Linked DNA regions of Homo sapiens: region 1 is linked to region 2. The links are chromatin contacts, found by Hi-C or POLR2A ChIA-PET in ENCODE. All regions are on one chromosome and are shown on one strand. The core of a region is the stretch at or near the end of the contact, and the rest is flanking DNA. Distances in the headings are between cores, read along the strand shown.

Region 1 (2,936 bases), core at 434-2,933, 3.5 Mb before region 2:
AAAACGAAATGTAAATGCAAAGGTTGGAACTGGGCCCACTGGGCAACAGCAAGGACATGGTGAGACTGCAGAGGAGGGAACAGGCAAGTAGCAGATGAGGTCAGAAAGGTAAAGGGGCCAGGTCTTCAAGGGCCTTAGAGTTTTTGTATTGACTTTGTTTATCCTCTGGGTGAGATGTAGATGCTGGAAGTTTTGAGAAAAGAGACATGCTCTGTACTCATGTCTTAGAAGGATACTGGGGCTGCTGGGAATAAAGGATGTTGGAGTAAGGACAGAGAAGCAAGAAAGAAGCATTTAGGAGAGCCTACCAATAAGCCAGGTGGGACGTGCTGCAGGCTGGGACCAGGGTCGTAGCAGAGCAAGTGCAGAAGTCCTAGGATTCTGAGGTGGAGCCAATAGAAAGCTATGGGCTGATGTGGAGAGTGAGAAGACAGCATAACCAAGTTTACCGATATTTACTGAGATAGAGAAGGCTGAGGAAGGAGCAAGTTTGGCCTGGAATATCAGAAGCTCAGTTTGGAGAGGTAGAAAGCAAACTTCAAATGAACGCTCTGCAGGAAAACAGAAGAAATTTGAACTTCCCGATAGCCCTCTTCAAGGACCACTCCAAGAAAGGGAAAAGGCAGATTTTAGTATCCTCTGCTTACCAGGGGCCTTGGGCAGTTACGTTTTTGAAGCACTAATAGCGCCGTTTGTTCCCATTCTAAATGCTCAAAGTGCTTTCTCGCTTTCTCAGGGTTTGCTTTTTTTTTTTTTTTTTTCTTTTGAGACGGAGTCTCCCTCTGTTGCCCAGGCTGGAGTGTAGTGGCACGATCTCGGCTCACTGCAACCTCTGCCTCCTGGGTTCAAGCGATTCTCCTGCCTCAGCCCCCGGAGTAGCTGGCATTACGGGCGCCCGCCACTATGCCAGCTAAATTTTGTATCTTAGTAGAGACAGGGGTTTCACCATGTTGGCCAGGCTGGTCTCGAACTCCTGACCTCAAGCGATCCGCCCGCCTGGGCCTCCCAAAGTGCTGGGATTACAAGCATGAGCCACCGCACCTGGACAGGGTTTGCTTTTATCCCTTTGTCTCCCTCTGGCTTCCAAGCTGACAGGTACACTTTTTTCCCCCATCTGCGAATGTACTCATCTGATCCCATAAGCCGCCTCCACTTTCTAATTCCCTGGAAGCTTGGAGGCCGGAGAAACAAGCGAATTACAATCGTGTGGAGGCTCAGCGAGCTGCTGGCGCCACAGGCATCTGTCAGGTGCTGGCCTGACTTCCTGGTTCTGGGGAAAAGAGACTTCATTTCGCAGTCGGGTTCACGGAATCCAGGGCCTGAGAGGTGAGAAACTTGAGGTCCGACTGCGCCCCAGAACAGCTGGGTGACGTCCCTCCAAGCCTCAGGCTCTTCCTCAGGGCCGACGAACTTCTTGATTACCGGGGACCTACCCAAGTCTTTCTTCTGGAGTAAGCTCTGTCAAAGGAACCCACTTCCTCTCTAACTTTTCTCACGGATGATAAAGAGATTTCCGTTCCGCAGCCGACCCCAGCAACCCTGGGGCAGAGGTGCCGAGGCCTGGAAGCGGACCTCGGACGACGTTTGACCGAGGCATTAAGGCGGGGAATGCCTTACCTGCCCGGGCGCGGGCTGCTGAAGCCGGCGACAGAAGAACCAGCCGAACTAGGAAGCGCCGCGAAGGGGCGGGGCCTGCCGGGTTGGCCCCGCCCCACTTCCCCGATGGGCTTCATCTTGGCGCCTCCAGGCGGCTCCACAAAGTGAGAAACTCCACGTATTGCGTAGGGCGCGTCTTTACGTGGGCGCCTGCCCCTTTAATTACGCCCCTGTCGGAGGCTGAAACACTTAAGGCTTCCGGGCATGCGCACAGCGTTGTGCAAATGAATGCCTTCCACTGAACCGAGGTAGACGGGGTCGAGTTTCTTGCGCGATGGTGGGCTTGTATGTGTGTGTGTGTGTGTGTGTGTGGGGGGGGGGGGTGACGAGGTTGGCATTGAGGATCCATACCCTTTGCGCCCAAAGAAAGGTGACGTGGACTAGTGTCGTGCCTTTGGACAGGCAGAGTAAGAGGAGGGAGAAGAAACAGGTAGAGCTGCTGGCCTTGTCGGGGACACCTTTGGACGTGCTGGAGGGCAACGACGCCCTAGTTTTCTGTGAAGTTAAGTAGCTTCTGCAGGACTGGGTTCAGTATTTCTAGTACCTTCTCAGGATCCCTCCTCCGCCAACGAATTCCTCAACCACGGGCCAAGCAAACTACTCCCCCGCCCACTGTCAGCAGCAGTCTCTGTTGAATGGGAATACTGCACCTTCAGGCTTAACGCCACGTGGGCTCCTTTGCTGTCCTCCAGGTCAGTTCCACTCTTCTACCAGGATGCTGGAATTACATTCTCCCCAAGTTTCCCTACCTGTTTCACTTGCTTAGAATGTCTGTCTTCCTCCTTTTTTCTGGGAGAAAGAAAAGATCATTATTCTTTCAGGGCCAATCCCTACAGCTATGTTCTTGACCATGCTGTTTTGTTTTTGAACTCCTCTAACTGTTACTCCATCGGATACATCTTGCTCATTTCCATCAGAATCATCTTACAATTCCAAAAGCATGTTTTGGAATTGTGTCACTTTTCTACTCAAACACTAACAGTAGCCATCCATTGACCACCCAATAGATTCTAAGTCCTTGTCAGGGCATTCAACATCTTCCATAATCTGGTACTAACTCAGCTACATTTTCCAGCACTGTAGTCTCCCTGCATTCCCATCCCCACTGCTCTGTATCTGGACTGCTTGTTTTTCTTGCACACATTGCATGTTTTGTTTGTACATTACTTGTGAGGTCTCTGCCTCATTTCTATCTCTTGAACTATGGAGGACTTAGATGGCCACTTCTTGCATTATGCCTCTTCTAATTATCTTCCACTTCATTCCTACAGCTCTTATTT
Region 2 (2,942 bases), core at 182-2,681:
CTCTTTCTCTGCATGAGTTAACATGCAGATGACAAAACTGATTTCAGTTCCCCAAATCTCTAAGTGCTCCGAAGGAAGTTATCACCTTGGCCTATAATTTTGTTTTGACTGTAAATCATTCTTAATTACCATTTTTAAGGCCCCCTTTAAAAAAAAATCCAAGATACATAGCAAATTTCTGGGTTTCCTATGGTACAGATTGTAAAAGTTTCACTTCTACATGCATTTTATATGACAACAGTTGCAAACTATGAGGGTCTCATAAGACATCACTTTCTTTAGATACTACAAGGTATACTACAACTAAAGGCTAGAAATCTTTGAATTTTAAAAAGTGCTGAACTCTACAAGAGTTTGCTAGTGACAAAGTTGCATTTTATCACTATTAATTATTCCCCTTTTCCAAACTATTCATAATCTTCTCATCTAGGACATGCTCTGTATTGGGAAGATACTTGGAATAGTCAAGTCTAAACACTAATGAATTCATCTTGCCAATAACGAGACTAAAACCGAACCCATTTTTATCCTCCTTCTACCACCATCCATACTGTTGGTTTTATAAAGTTACTTCTTAAAGACACTCAGGGAACACATACTGGGGCTCTTCATCCCGTTTACATTGCGTAATGATTTAACAATATTCCCATCTTAAAATCACAGTCAGAGGTTCCTCAAGCCAAATTTTGGGAATAACCAAGAACTCTCGGCTATATTAACATTGCCAGTAAAACGTCTCCTTCCAAACAGAAGGGAGAATGAGTTGAAGTGAAAACAATGCCTTTACCTGCTGCACACTCGCGACTCTCATATAGGAGTCCAAGACGATCAACAGAGGCACATGGATATTTTTGCCTTGAAATAACTTGGAGGCTGGAAAACAAGTGGGTGGGGAAAAGAAGCAAAGTCACAATCCACAGCACCCCCTCTCCTTTTTAGTCTGAAACGGGGAGAAAAGTCAAAAAGGTGAAGACCTTCCTGAAATTCTCAGCTGCTTTCTGCCCTAAGGAAAGGATATGGGAGTTTGCGGCTCCTTAAGAGTCCGGGTTTGAGCAGGGTCAAGGGGAGGAGGACAAAATTTGCAAATGTAAGGAGGGGGAGAAAGTTTGCAAAAATAAAAGCACAGTTTATTTTCAAGTGATTACCGCGCTCGGAGTACGTGAACACCAGCAGATCCTCCAGGATTTGGACCAGCGTTTCTATCTGTTTTCCTTCCTGGACATTGTTCAGCCTGACTATCAACTTCTTCAGAGTTTCCTCGTCCTCTTCGCACCCCTGACAGCTGCCACTAGCCATGGTGGCACCTGCTTCCAACCCGCCGCCCTCCCAGCATGAACGTCCGCTGCTCAGGGAACCGGCAGGGGCGCCGGCCACAGCTCCCCGGGGGCGAGCTCAGCTCACCGCCCGCAGCCAGCGCTCCCCGCGGGCCCCATCGGCGCCCACGCCCGCCTGTTTATGAGGAAGGAGGCAGCTCCCCGCCCCGCGTTGCCCTCCCTCTCCGGAGCCCTCCTGCTCGGCTTCCTCCTCCCCCACTCAGGCCCCAAAAACGAGCTCAGGGGCCTGCCAGAGGCTCCGCCGAGGCGACGGGCCGCGCAGAACTCTGGCGGCGGCCGTGGGGCTGCTGGAGCCGGGCCTGGCTGGGATGACCGTGACCGTGGCCCCCACGCACGCCTAGACCGGACCCCGGGCGGACGCCGCCTCCTGGGACCAGATTCCACCGCAGCGGCGGCGCGGCCGGGAGTCGCGCGGGAAGAAACTGACTCAGCGGACTCCGCTGAGTCCACAGGCCCGGAGCCCCGCAGCGGAGGCGCGCAGTGCGCAGCCCGGCCGGCCACCCTCCGCGACCCGCCAGCCGGGGATCCTGCGGCCCCACGGAAGGTCTGGGAACTGGGAGCAGGAAAAATGAAAGCCGCCTATCTCCAGATCTAAGAATAGAAATCAGGGCGCTGGGAAAAGAGGACACCGCCCAGATGGCCCCTTTTAGGAATACATTGTCTTTAGAGTTCCACCTATAGGGAGATGAGCAATTTTCCCCCAAAGGATGGAAAGAGGGGTTAGCCATCAAAACTGCCCCCGCTACTCTTTTTTATGATTTTTTGTGACTGTTAGTGGGAGAGGAAATAAACATTGTTTCCCTGTGAGTTATCTGAAGCTCTGGTCACCAAAAGGCCACTAAATTAACTTTTGGAAATTTGAGTTGCACTAGGCAGGATCCTGATACTTGGGACACCCGAAAAGTAATCAGCTCTCAGAGCTATTAGAGCTGAGACAAAGGACAGGGTACATGAAATGAAAGGTGAAAAGTTGAGAGAAGCAAACCTAAATACTCTTCTCTTGGTATTCAGAAATACTTATGAGTATGGGTGTCTATAACCCCAAAGTTTTTTGGTTTTGTCTTTTGATTGTTTGTTTGTTTGTTCTGTTAAGTACCTAAGTAATGTGTTTTTAGGAAAAGAAACCTAGCAAGAACATTGTAGACAAGGCTAGGCAAAGATGATCTATCCTTCAGGTGATGTGTCTGTCCTCAAGATCACTTACAAAGAAGAGGATTGGACTGGAAGTTACTACTTCACAATTTTAGTTTTGTTTTCACATCTGTTACTTCAATCCTGATGACAATTCTGAAATGGATACAACTACTACTATGTATCCTTCTTTCACTAGTGAGGAAATTGAGATTTGGAATTGAGAAGTGAAGAGCTTTGCTGGAGTCACACAGGTGGGAAGTTGAGAGCCAGGACTTCAACCCAGCAAATCTCCTAACTCCAGGTAGAAGGTTCTTCATGCTCTACCACTTTAATAAGAATGCTCTAGACTTTGTTAATACATTAGATTAGTAAGATAGCAAACTCCTACTCAACCTGGATATTGGGTCTATGTCTTGTTGTTATAGAGTCTTTAACTTTTACAGAGACATGCTAAAATATTTATAGTTGAAATGG

What was found. Hi-C counts contacts between places; a loop is a spot of excess contacts on that map. ChIA-PET counts read pairs that join two places held with the same protein, here RNA polymerase II (POLR2A). Pooled maps may share reads with other maps.
Region 1: a loop to region 2 is called in a map of ascending aorta, with 4 times the contacts of the local background. The contact joins the promoter of IRAK4 here to the promoter of LRRK2 in region 2. A Hi-C loop is called at or near these places in 1 of 168 maps with a recorded cell type or tissue (ascending aorta) and 7 of 50 pooled maps. POLR2A ChIA-PET finds 5 or more read pairs at or near these places in 1 of 52 experiments (OCI-LY7).

The regions. Positions count from the first base shown.
Region 1 is chr12:43,757,698-43,760,633 of GRCh38, reverse strand. It overlaps IRAK4 (interleukin 1 receptor associated kinase 4), which reads right to left and starts at 1,683. Exons shown (of 12, transcript NM_016123.4): 1 at 1,618-1,683. It overlaps PUS7L (pseudouridine synthase 7 like), which reads left to right and starts at 1,844. Exons shown (of 9, transcript NM_031292.5): 1 at 1,844-1,904. RefSeq lists enhancers at 977-1,036, 1,657-1,766, 2,107-2,156.
Region 2 is chr12:40,223,486-40,226,427 of GRCh38, reverse strand. It overlaps LRRK2 (leucine rich repeat kinase 2), which reads right to left and starts at 1,431. Exons shown (of 51, transcript NM_198578.4): 1 at 1,146-1,431; 2 at 788-873. The coding sequence starts at 1,296. It overlaps LRRK2-DT (LRRK2 divergent transcript), which reads left to right and starts at 2,606. Exons shown (of 9, transcript NR_186757.1): 1 at 2,606-2,769. LINC01779 (long intergenic non-protein coding RNA 1779) reads left to right here and starts at 1,525. Exons shown (of 1, transcript NR_186584.1): 1 at 1,525-2,942. RefSeq lists an enhancer at 18-107 and a silencer at 1,306-1,665.